Linked DNA regions of Homo sapiens: region 1 is linked to region 2. The links are chromatin contacts, found by Hi-C in ENCODE. All regions are on one chromosome and are shown on one strand. Each heading gives the region's core, a stretch centred on a gene start or an enhancer-like site at or near the end of the contact. The rest is flanking DNA. Distances are from core to core; before and after follow the strand shown. Region 1 has its middle 140 kb from the start of EFNA5. Region 2 overlaps EFNA5 (ephrin A5).

Region 1 (5,851 bases), core at 2,307-4,806, 340 kb before region 2:
TTAATTTTTTAGACAAAAGCTGTTGTTCGATTATGAGCATCACAAAGAAAAAAAATCCCCAAATGATACCATTCAGACAGTGTTACTTCCCATTTTTGCCCTTGCATTTTGCTCTAAGAACTAAAGTTGAGGCATCCTAGAATTAGTATTGCAGACCAAGATGAGATATGTAGTCTGAGTCTTATTTTCTAAAAAAATAATAAGGCCATTAAACAATCAAATTGTTGATTAAGAAAGAAATCTTCACATTAACTCCTCACGACATTTCAGGTGATAGATTTGACTGTTCAAAAATCTTATTCTCAATGCCAAAAATATAAAAAATTATACATATAGTATCCTGGCAGCCATAATGGGCTATTACCCCAGGATACGCTGGTTGCCAGGATCTTTGACTCTACATTAAGAAAGATCTAGACTCTCACTCCAGCTTCACCATTCACTCCCTGAGTGACATTGAGTAAGCGCCTTCGCCCCTCTGAGGCTTGGTTGATTTGTCTGTAAAACCGTGAGGATGAAATGAATGCATGTAGAGTGCTTAGCACAGGTTGAAGTTCAGTTCATTTTAGAAAGCTACACCGAGGAAGCCATTCCGACTTTCAGAACATCACAAATTACTGTCCATGTGGTGTCAAAGTAAGACTTAAGGGTAACAGAATAGCTTTGAGATGGAGAAAGAATCAGACTTGCTGGGGACCATTTGAATTCCCAGGCCCCCAGGTTTTGGGACACTTCTGACTTAAGCTTGTGGAGACAGCCTTAGTTAATGTCATCACCTCAATGTCCTAGGAACTAGCCCAGCACCTGGCCTCTCGCCTGTCGTGGAGAAGCTCCTGAGAACAGGACCTAGGTCAAGGCAGCACCCAGGAAGCCTGCGGGTTTGCTGGAAGGCCCTGCTGTGGAGGGGATGCCTGAGGAAACGTTCAACAGCTTCAGCTCAGCAGTGAGCGGCTGGAAGACCAGTCCACGTGGGCGGGCAGCATCTGTTAAGGATGTCCAGACTCATTCACTCGCTAAAATACTCCCTGAACAGCTGAAGCAGAGGCGATCTAGCAGTGATGCCAGAAATCTGGGTCCCGTAAGCTTAAATGGGAGAAAGGATCTCCCCACATCCCTGCCCCCAGAGCCACCACTTTCTCTGCCTTCCTTATTCTGGGCCACTCTGGTTCCTCTTCTGCCACCAGACCTGCCACATGGCCTCTCCCAGACTCAACAGTCAGACTACCAGAGTTCAAGCCCCACTCCACCACTCATTAGCATTTGGCAAGTCACTTAATCCTTTGAGTCTCCGTTTACTCATCTGTAAAATGGGATTAATTAATATTACTTATTTCACAAGTGGTTGTTGAGGATTAAATGGTAGAATACAAAATTCTCAATAAACATTAGCTCTGATAATCCTTCAAGAAACAGTTACTTCCTGAGTGTCTAGTGCGTGCCCAGCAGGGTGCTGGAAACAGGGGATTCAACAGAGAGCAAAGCCAATCTGCGGATTGTGCTCTAGGAGAAGAGAACAGATGTCAATTAACAACCATACAGTGACAATGGTAGTATGCAGAAAAGGTTCACAGTTCCATCAGAATATGTAATAAAGGGCTGGGGAAGGTGTCCCTGAGAGTGTGATGATTTGGCTGACCTCAGAAGAAAGCATACTCAGCTTCTGTCCAGCCCTGTCTGCCAAATCCCTGCTGGGCCCCACTAAATCCTCAAAGACTGAGGCTGCCCCTCCCCAGCCTCAGGACTCAAGCCCTGATCTTTCCCAAAGGAAACCACTAACTATCTCTGGTGGTCTGTGTCCTCCATGCCCTCTGGCTTCAGCACTGCCGGTGAAATATCCAGATGGTGGTGTTAACCCTGGAGGGGGTCCAGGTCCAGCACTGCCAGGGCAGAACTTTGGAACACTTTGTGCAGGGTCCCTCAGTGGCAGCTACAACTATGCACTTCCTGTGAAATGTGCGGGCATGTTGGGAAATGCTTGAGGGGTCCATGGTTCAAGGATGACTCTTTGATAGGAGATTTAAACTATGATCTATTTGAACATTCGGATTAGGCCGCGTGTGGTGGGTCATGCCTAATTCCAACACTTTGGGAGGCTGAGGTGGGTGGATCACTTGAGACCAGGAGTTCGAGACCAGCCTGGTCAACATGGAGAAACCCCTTCTCTACTAAAAATACAAAAATTAGCCAGGCTTGACGGCAGGTGCCTATTGTCCCAACTACATGGGAGGCTGAGGCACAAGAATCGCTTGAACCTGGGAGGCAGAGGTTGCAGTGAGCCAACATAGTGCACTGCACTCCAGCCTGGTGATGGAGTGAGACTCTGTCTCAATAAATAAATAAAAATAAACTTTCAGAATAGCCTATGTGAGGAGAACCAAGAAGGGGTGAGTTCTTTAGGTGACAACTGAGATCTGAAATTTCAGCATTAGCTTGTGGTTACTGCACACTTTGTTCAATGGTTTCATTTTCTCATGTCTAAGTCCTCTTCCCCAAGCCGCATGCCCACTCCAGCATGCTTGAGCAGGTCCCCGCCTCCCACACTATACCTGCTATGCCAGGGGGACCTGTCCACTGTTTCTTAGACCTGTGGGAACGTGGGCATCTTCTTGCCTGAACTCCTGCTATTCCTACAGCCTAGATTGTCCTGTGTCCTCTCTGTAGACTTCCACGACTCTCTACCCCAAAAGCAAAATTGACCTTTCCACCTTCTATAACATCTACTGGCCTTCTACTTGTCTGGGCTGATCAAGGCTGGGGATAACTCTGCATTCCCTGTGCCTAGCACATAGTGGGCACTCAATAAGTTCCTGTGAAATTGACTTGACTCTCTCTGCCCATACCTGCAGCTATAATACCCTATCAGCTAGAGCTTCTTCTTTCATGAAAACCAACAATATTTAGAAACAAAGCACCATTTCTGTTTTGTTATCTTCTTATCATGTATTGGCTTCCAAATCTTTAATTGTTTCCTGTATTTTCTTTATCCTAAATCCTACCCTCATTTGAACTCTGAACACATTGTTGGAACTTTGTAAAAGTTAATAATAATACATTTCATCCTATATTTATTTGTCCAAAACTATTTTCGAATATGTACATATATAGTTAGAAGCATCACGGAGTCCCACAGATATTTATAATGTTTGACTCACTCCAGAAAGATTCCTGGGATTTTTGCTGGGTCAGCCATCTGGCCGCTGTACTGTGGGCTGCCTGGTGTCTCACTGTGGTGTCTCCCAACCTTCCATTCCCCTGTTTACTTGGGTGACAGTTTGCTTCAGTGGTCAGATCCAGCCCTCAGCCTGCTTGATCCCTTCTCCCATGGAAGTCAGTCCCTGGCTGGTTTCAGTGGGCATTGTTGAGGTGGCGGCCATATGTCAGAGGTAGGGAGTGGAGAGGAGAGAAGAAGAGAAAAGGGGAGCTCCCAGCTGCATGACTGTCAGGGGCTTCTAGTGGGGGATTCTGACAGAGTCAGGAGGTGAGAGGAGGACCAGCTGCTTAGCAGCTATTTATAAGACTGTCATATGGGGAAGTGTGTCTGGCCGGCAGAAGCGAAGGGGGGTGGCGGACTGAACTGGCTCCTTATTTAGCTTTATGACACACACGCAGCCCAACTGTGAGAACCCACTCTGTGTGGAGACACCTGGTCAAATCTGCCTCCGCCAGACGGTGGGAAAGAACATTGACATTTCTCAATGGAATTGAAAAATGGCAGTGCAATTGGGTTTTCAGTAAGAACAATAAACTTTTTTCCATCTTGCTTTCCTTCCTTGCTGAAACTCTTAGGCCTCCCATCAAATAGACTAGTGTTACCTGCAGCCACTGCCCCAGGGGTGCAGGCTTCCACCAGAGAGCCCTGCAGTGTTAACCAGGAAAGAGCAGAAGTGGAGTTAGACCCTTCTTTCAGCTGGGCAGGAGCAGTCAAAGGCTGGAGATTTCTACAAAACCAGCTAAGCCGTGGGAGACAGAGTGACTGCTGGTTTCCTGGAGTGGAGAGAGGTTAATAGTGTGGTGCATTTGGGGTCTGTATGGGGACCAATGTTATTTAATGTGTTTATTATTGATTTGGAAGAGCGAATGGATACTAAGTTAGTGAAGGCTGTGGAGGGCACTAAGTTATTTCACTTAGTAAACACCACAGAGAGTTGCGGAGAATTCAGGAAGGATTTTCCATGGAGTTAAAGAAATTAGAAATAAAAATGTCTCGTTAGATGATGTACTCTGTCCCACTGGGCCAGCAGAGAATTGTTGCCGACAAGAGAAAATATTTCCTAGAGTTTAATTCAACCTCAGTTTTTAAATGCCTTCAATGTGCTCACCTTCTTTCTGGGAATATGGAAGTTCTGTCTGTTTCCTAATGCCTGTCTCAAGTTTTTCTTTTTAAATTCCTCCTATTATGCCTCACAGTTATACCACAGGGATGGGCTCTCTTTGTGGCTTCTCAGTATTTCATTTTCTGTACAACACCATGAAGGCAGGCCATTAACATTTCTTCTAGCCAATTCTGCTCCAAAGTAGTTCTTTCATCTTTTCTTAAACTGTTTTGTCATTATTCGTTCTTCCTAGTTCCCAAATCCTGGTAGCTGCCATCAGCCCCCTTTCAGATTCAGAAAGTAGTCTGATTCCTAGACCTGGTAGATTGTCCTGATGGCCCCAAAGGGAAGAATATTATAGAAATACAGAAATAGTAGTTAGACATTTACCTATTCACATGTCTGTCCAATAACATGGCCTGTGGTTGAAGCTCAAAGTCGTAAAAATCATGTTTGTCAAGTGATCGTATTGAAAACCCATTTCCAACTTGCCATCAGGCTCATTACCAGCATTCTTGAGTTCCAAGTATTGACCCCTAGCTCTAACTATTTGTGTTTCAGCCCTACTATCCCCCAGCAAACTGTTTTGCTGCTTTCAATTTCCAGAACAGGGAGTTACAGGCTCCAGTGAAGCTGTATGGAGCATTTCTTGTTGTTTAAAATATTCTTGAACATGCCGAGAGATGGAGCAGCTTGATGAGAGATGGCTCTTTACATAAATGTAAAATGAAAAACTTAATTGGCGCTTCTCATCCCGATTGTTTAACAAAATCAGGAACATGGATGAACATGATTTAAGGATGAAGTGTAATTTGTATACAGCCAAGACAATGGAGGAGGACCCCAATATTTTACCCAATTTTCAATAACGTTTTTCTTCCCCATGGTAGTATCTTCTCACTTGCACTCCTTTTGCTGTTGTTTAAAAACCACCTATTTATTCCCTACTCCAATGAGTTTGGATGAGGAAGAGATAACATAGCTCCAGCAACTCACCCTTGAGTAGGACAGTCAAAAAAATACTGAACAAATGTAAATAAAAGAACTACCACATTCTTAGTAGTTGCAGTTCGATGACAAGTGGAACCTGCCAACTTGTTTAAAATGTGTAGTAGGAGAGCTAGCCTCACTTACGTCTCTTATCAAAAATCAGATATCCTCTCCCTGGCAATGTGCCCTCTCGGCTCAAGTGTGCAGGCTTGGGAGGTGACATACAAGTAGCTTTGGGGCAAAAATAGGGTTCTAGCCCAGCCAGCAAGCTGAGCTCAATCAATGCTGGTAAGCATGGAGTGACAGACGTTGCAGCCAGATTATTCTTACATCAAATATGAATAAAGAAAACCATTGTCATGAGCAAATTTATTTATGGGTTAATAATAGAAAACAAGTGACTTCTTATCTTTTTCAGTACTTCCCGATGTGAATTCTTATGTCTATTTCTGCAGGATGCTCTGGTGGTGCTGTGACATGCCACCTGCACCCTCCTCCTTCAGGACAGACGTTCTCATTCCCATCCTCATTCCTCAGCTTCTGGGAGT
Region 2 (6,508 bases), core at 1,480-3,979:
TAATACCTGGAAAGCTCTTAGCAAAATGCCTGTCACACACTCATTCAACCCCTGGTTAGGTAATATATTATTCTTTTGTTTTAATTGGAATTTGCATAGGGAGGGAGTTGTGTATTCAGTGGGGAAAAACCTCTGAATGAAAGTCTCATGGACTTTCTGGTGCCTTCTTGTTCATGAACACCAGTGGCAATGAGTGGCTCCCTAGAAAACTTCCATGTCTCGAGTAACCTCAAAACCCACAGCGACAGTAAATCACTTGTTGGCCTGAATAAGGATAGCTATAATTTAGGTTGTTTTTTTTTTTTAAATGTGTTTTCATTTATTGAGGTCAGTGCATTTGTGTCAAACAATTGAAACCTGACAAGAAAAATCAAGGGTAGCCTGGGCACTGCTCAATTATTACTCTGATCAGATTTTAATTAGCACCATATGTAAAAGGAAGTGCTATTTTTATTATCCATTACCATGCACTTGCTTACATATTTACCCCTGGGGTTAGAAGTGTTTCATTAATTATTTTTGTTGGCAACTAAGACAGTATTTTGACTTCTGAATTGAAAATTGCCAACTTGTTTAAACACGAATACCCATCATAAGAAATGAACAGTGCTGCTTACCAAGTGTGAACAAATCTCTACAAACTAAAGTAATTTATGGTTAAGATAAGGTCATTAGCCTTAATTTTTATTCATAATGTCATTCCAGACTCTGTCATTTACAGATTATTTTTTAATCTAAATTAAAATTACTTTCTTAAATTGAGCCCTTTCAATCAGTATGAATGGTTAACATGTCTTTGCATCTCTTTTGGTATAGTATACTTTCCTGATCAACAGGTTAGCAGTGCTTAATTGTATGTTTTTGGAGCAGGCTTAGAGAAGTATAAAAACTTCCATAAATAAAACGAAAAGTTTCATTTTAGTAAGCAGACTAATGAAATATGAACCTATCTAATGACAATGGTAAATAGAAGCATGAAAATAATCATTTTACAAAAATAATTAGATACTACAGGATTTCTATTGGTTCCAGAAGTAAACTCAGGTGACCTTGTCCTATTTATTAAGACCAATGAGCTCCACTTGGTACGTTTCTTCCTTTGCCCCTGCTACTTCTCCGTACTTTTTACATGCTGTCTAGAAGTTTTCAACTTTCATGCTGTATATTTTTTCCTGTCTGACTTTTATGACTTCCCCCATAAAATGTATTCGTTGTCTGAGTCTCACAAATCCTAAACTACTTAATGGCTATGGCTGCATCCATTATGCTGCACTGTGTGTTTGCGTGTGTGCTCTCCCGACATCTGTGTAGATATCTTCTGAAATTTACAAAACCTTTGTAACTAATCCCATAGGTTAACCGGAGTAGGGGCAGTATTTGTTGTTGCTAATTACACAGTGGAAGCCTTTGGGAAATAGGCCCTTTGTTAATGATAAATTTGAGCAAGCAACTAAACATTCCTGAATAATGCTGAGAATATTACTCGCCTAGGTCTTTATGACTATGGATCTCTTGCCTGCCTCCTCTTTCTCCGTAGAAGTCTGGCCACTGTGCCTGATATGCATATTAATTGCTGGATCAGGAGGAGAAGCAGGGAGCTTCCTTTGGCAACAGGGTGTAACACAAACAGCTGAGTAATGAGGTACATGTGGATTATTAGGTATGACATAATGAGTAGCATTTCTATCATGGCATTATATATCTGTCAGGGTTTTTGGTCAGGCTTTTTCCTTCCTAGGGTTTAAAAACCCTGCTCATGTATTTCGGTGGTTATCACTAAAAATGGCCAGAAATCCCACTGCTACCAATCAGTTATGCTACCTCTAAATATCAGCCTCTGATTGATAGCTTGTTAAAGTGAGTTTCAAAACCAAGGGGAACTCTCTTTAGAGGAGGTATGTATTTGATTTAGGGTATATTGATTTGCATAATTTAGCAAATAAAGTACTATATAGTTAAAGGTCTGGAGACATTTACTTTTACCTAACTTAAAAAAAATAATATATTGTGGCCTAGATTAGTCACATAAGAGCCACCCTGTAAAAAGGAAACAGTGCAGGTAGAAGTTAGTCAAGAGAACACAATAGCCACACCTTGAGAAACCTTTCACCTGTGGCTTAGTTATTACTATCAGGTTACCCAAAAGAAAGAAGGGTTATATAGAGAAATAAAAAAGATTTATAACATGTATCCCCAAAAGACACCTGAAAAATAAGAGAATAGGATAAATGTAATTGCCAGAGATCCTTTTACAGTTATAAATTAATGTAGACAATTTTCTAGAGCAGTAATACCTCATGTAAGAAAGCCCTTTGCCAATATGTATTTTCTGCTTGTTTTAAATCACATATGCGACTTTGGTTCTAGATTTGTACCTTTAAACAGTCCAGAAAGATAAGAGTTTCTGCAGATATTATTCTATTGATTGCTTAATTCAAAAGATTATAAATTACTTCATCTGTTTTAGTGGAAGAGAAAGTCTTACATAGGTACATAAATATCTATATGTTAATATTATGATTAGTATCTCTTATCTACACATTGACCTATTCCTTATGTTTCTCCGTAGCTTCTTACCAAGACATTTTTTTTCTCTCTTGATAAGCCAGTAACCTCCCTTTTGAAACTGTGTGATGTTTCTCTTTTTGTTTTGGTTACTAGGAGGCTCAGCTGGCTTTCGTGTTGAGTTGCCACACAGCCTTTCCTGTTCATTGTCACAGACCCAGCAGCACCTAGCACATAGTGATACAAATGCTCAGCAAATAGACACTAAATCAGCAAATGTGTGACTTGAAATAGTTTTTCATTATGACTGATTTCCTGTCCACTTTATGTCTGGCTTTTTTGTTTTTAAGCTATATAAGGTGTAATGATTTCATTCTGTCTGATTCTGATTTGTGAACCACATCAAATCATTTCATCAAGGAGTCAGGGTATAGTATAACCTGAAAGGAATATGCCTCTGTTTTATACACTGTGACAACACAGTTTGGATGTTCCTGTGAGAGAGAGAGAGAGAGAGAGAGAGAAAGAGAAAAAATAAACATTTTAAGGGCAGCTAAATGGACTAAGAATAAAGCATTTCTGTAGGGACTTCAAATCAGAGAGTCCTGATACATAAAATTACAGGTATTGGACTTCATAGAAAGCTAATGAAATGTTTCTCCCCAAATTCTGTCAGATATCCCTATTGAACTGGTCATTTTCATTTGTTTTATATTTAATGAAACCAGAGGGAGAAACAGCAGGAATAGAAGGGTCTGTTTTGAAACTCTAAACAAGCCACCTGATGATTTTGTTTATCACTTGAACAGCTCTGGGTTCTTGTTTTGAAAATACAGATGTGTAAAGGTTTACATAGTTCCATTCTAAGTATAATATACTCTATTTTGCTCTCAAGAATATAGTTCTTGACTGGGCACAGTGGCTCACTCCTGTAATCCCAGCACTTTGGGAGGCTGAGGTGGGTGGATCACCTGAGGTCAGGAGTTCAAGACCAGCCTGGCCAACATTGTGAAACCGAATCTCTACTAAAAACACAAAAAATTAGCTGGGCGTGGTGGCAGGTGCCTGTAACCCCAGCTACTCGGGAGGCTGAGGCAGGAGAATTGCTTGAACTTGGGAGGCGGAGGTTGCAGTGAGCCGAGATCGCGCCATTACACTCCAGCCTGAGCAACAAGAGCAAGACTCTGTCTCAAAAAAAAAAAATATATATATAGTTTAAAAACTCTCAAGCCACCTTGGTATCTTCCATCTCATGTTTTATAGATGTTCAAACTGTACCATTTCAAACAGGTGCCGTGCTGTGAAAAACATGAACACAGTTTGAAATTCACTCTTGTAAAATATTTTGATATTAGCATTTTTAAAGGATCTGGGAAGTGTTGATATTCATTAACAACATCTCATTGCTCCAGAAACAGTTCAGCCTGGGTATTTTGAGGCTGAAGTCATGTCATCTCAGGTAGAACAACACAAAGGGCTTGCACTTTGGGGTAGTTCTCGTGAGAAATATGTAATCAGATTGTGGATACCCTAGACAAATCTTCTGTCTTAAGATGTATAAGTCTTATGCAGGGTAAGAATGTTGCTGACATAGTCCTTGAACAGCCTTCAAAATTATACTGGCTTTTCAGGCTCTGTTCCCCTTTAGCAATGCAGCAGATTGAAATAACTTCTGAAGCACTTTGAAAATATTGTGCTACTGAAAGCCTTAGAATCTCTTGACATTTTTCTCCCAGGATCCTCACCAGATCCTTTGACGTGGACAGTGGTGGCATTTTGTTTCTCTTGAGTTTCTTGAAAAGTTCATATAAACCACCATTCTCTCCCAAAACCTTTTGCAGTTTTCTGTGCTACATTTTCATAGGACATTACTGAACACTACAAACCATCTGCCGTTTCACACTTTGCTAGCTGAGGTCAGTGATACTGATAGCTGGGTAAGTGTGAAGTATGTGAAATGATTAGCCATCTCACAAGGGTGGGGTTGCACCAGTACCTGTTTGAAAAGCTCTTGTATGTTAATCCACAAAGACAAATTAATTATTAACATTTAATATCGTATAACTTACAGGGAGAAAAAAGGATTGTTTATTCACTGTGCTACTGTGACACCTTTGTTCAACAGGGAGCGTGTTACAAATGCCACAAGTAGTAACTTGAGGATACATCCTTTAACAGCTTATTAGTAGTCATTTCCCAGTCAAGTAAACATCTTAGCTCAGAAGTTTGTTTAGTAAAGCACAGTCATATTGTGGAAGCAGGAAGTAACCTCACATTGCACAAACACTGTCTTAACAGTGGGACAGAAACTTTTCTAATGACAATGATTTTTATGTAAATTGTATAGGCCTTGAATGGTAGGAACCTAGACAGTTATGAGTCAACATAATTGTCCTTTCCCTTAGAATGGCCCTTAATTAGTCATTCATTTATGTTGTCTTAGATCTTCGGGGCTTCTTCTTGCCTCTGGCAGGTCAGCCAGCATCATTCTGGAACATGGTGGCCTCTTGCTAAAAATATTTAACAAGATTGAGGTGGTGTTTCCTGTGTTAGCCAATATTTGATACCAACAGGCCTGACATATTTTAACAAAGTTAGTGGCCTAAAGATACGCCCTTCAACAGGATAAAGCCATCCCAGGATGCTATAGGTGGGTGAATTGCAATTAAACCATTCCTCGTTCGTAATGCAAAGATGCATGGTTGCATGACAGCACCTCCCTGTATTGTATTAGTCATGCCTGGAGGAAAACTCAACAAGGGTTTCTGATCCTCTGGGAAATTTTTACATACTAGATTTGAACTCAGACTGTTTGAAATCCTTGAAAACTCCATTGTGGCTGTTCAGTGCTGATGACCATTTCTTAAAATGGAAAACAATCTGTAAAATATTATTGATTACTTGGTATACTGAAAAGTGACAAAGGCGTGGGTGCTTTGGCAAGGGATGCAAACTTTCATGGCTAATGCAGCCGGCAGGTACCTAAGTGAGAAAATCAGACCTGGTGTACAAACTGGGTGTCATCCACTCCAGCAGAATATTTCTGTGTAAGAAGAATGTGGAGCCAGTGGCATCTGATCATCCAAGTTTTCAAGAGAAGGTAGAAACATGTACTTTATTTGAAATCTCTGGGTTTCTAAATATTGGTTCAGATGACTCTGAAACATTGTACTGGCTAAACTCAAGTGTACAGGGCCGAAATTGATTCACAGGCCATCAGTTTACAATCTGTCTTTTATGGAGATCTGTGTCAAAAGCATGATAGTCATGTATTTGCTATGTGGATGTTAAAGTCAAATGAGGCCAGGCATGGTGGCTCATGCCTGTAATCCCAGCACTTTGGGAGGCCGAGAAAGGCGGATCACGAGGTCAGGAGATCAAGACCATCCTTGATAACATGGTGGAACCCCATCTCTACTAAAAATGCAAAAATTCGCTGGGCGTGGTGGCACATGCCTGTAATCCCAGCTATTCAGAAGGCTGAGGCAGGAGAATCACTTGAACCCGGGAGGCAGAGGTTGCAGTGAGCCGAGATCACACCATTTGCACTCCAGCTTGGGCAACAAGAGCGAAACTCTGTCTCAAAAAAAAAAAAAAAAATTCAAGTGAAAATCCGATTGTTAATGAATTAGAATATCGGATCATAACACGTTCTAGAGCTGGAAGAATGTGTCATGGTTTGGCATCTGTTCCACACCAAATTGTAGAGTGTTAGGCTACCTGTATTTTCAGATTCCTTCTGCTTTGAGAATTAAATCTGTTGTAGTCACATTCTGACTTTGGGCATAGTTCTATTTGCCTCCCCAGTGAGCAGACACCTGGCTCTTCTTGGTGTGTATATGAAAAGTAGAATAAGTGGAATTCATTAGAAGCTGGCTGCTATCATGTTTAGGGAATTCAAGAATGATATCAACAAGGAGAATGAATAAAAGAAATATTTAAAGACCCAAACTCCACTAAGATGAGTAGACTCAGACTGAAAAAAAAAAAAAAAAAATCAGAC

The links. A loop is a pair of places that touch in the nucleus more often than their neighbours do. Pooled maps may share reads with other maps.
Region 1: a loop to region 2 is called in a map with no recorded cell type, with 6 times the contacts of the local background. The contact joins two enhancer-like sites. A Hi-C loop is called at or near these places in 4 of 37 single-sample maps with no recorded cell type and 3 of 50 pooled maps.

The regions. Positions count from the first base shown.
Region 1 is chr5:107,810,411-107,816,261 of GRCh38, reverse strand. It overlaps the pseudogene RN7SKP122. Among named protein-coding and RNA genes, the nearest start is that of EFNA5, 140 kb to the right of the region's middle. RefSeq lists enhancers at 2,579-2,778, 3,496-3,595, 3,696-3,805. Within about 2 kb of position 3,556, at least 3 of the 41 ENCODE cell types and tissues checked have a DNase peak (open chromatin) inside an H3K27ac peak, as active enhancers do.
Region 2 is chr5:107,473,257-107,479,764 of GRCh38, reverse strand. The region is part of intron 1 of EFNA5 (ephrin A5); the gene reads left to right. Among named protein-coding and RNA genes, the nearest start is that of EFNA5, 190 kb to the left of the region's middle. RefSeq lists enhancers at 4,880-5,029, 6,498-6,508. Within about 2 kb of position 2,729, at least 8 of the 41 ENCODE cell types and tissues checked have a DNase peak (open chromatin) inside an H3K27ac peak, as active enhancers do.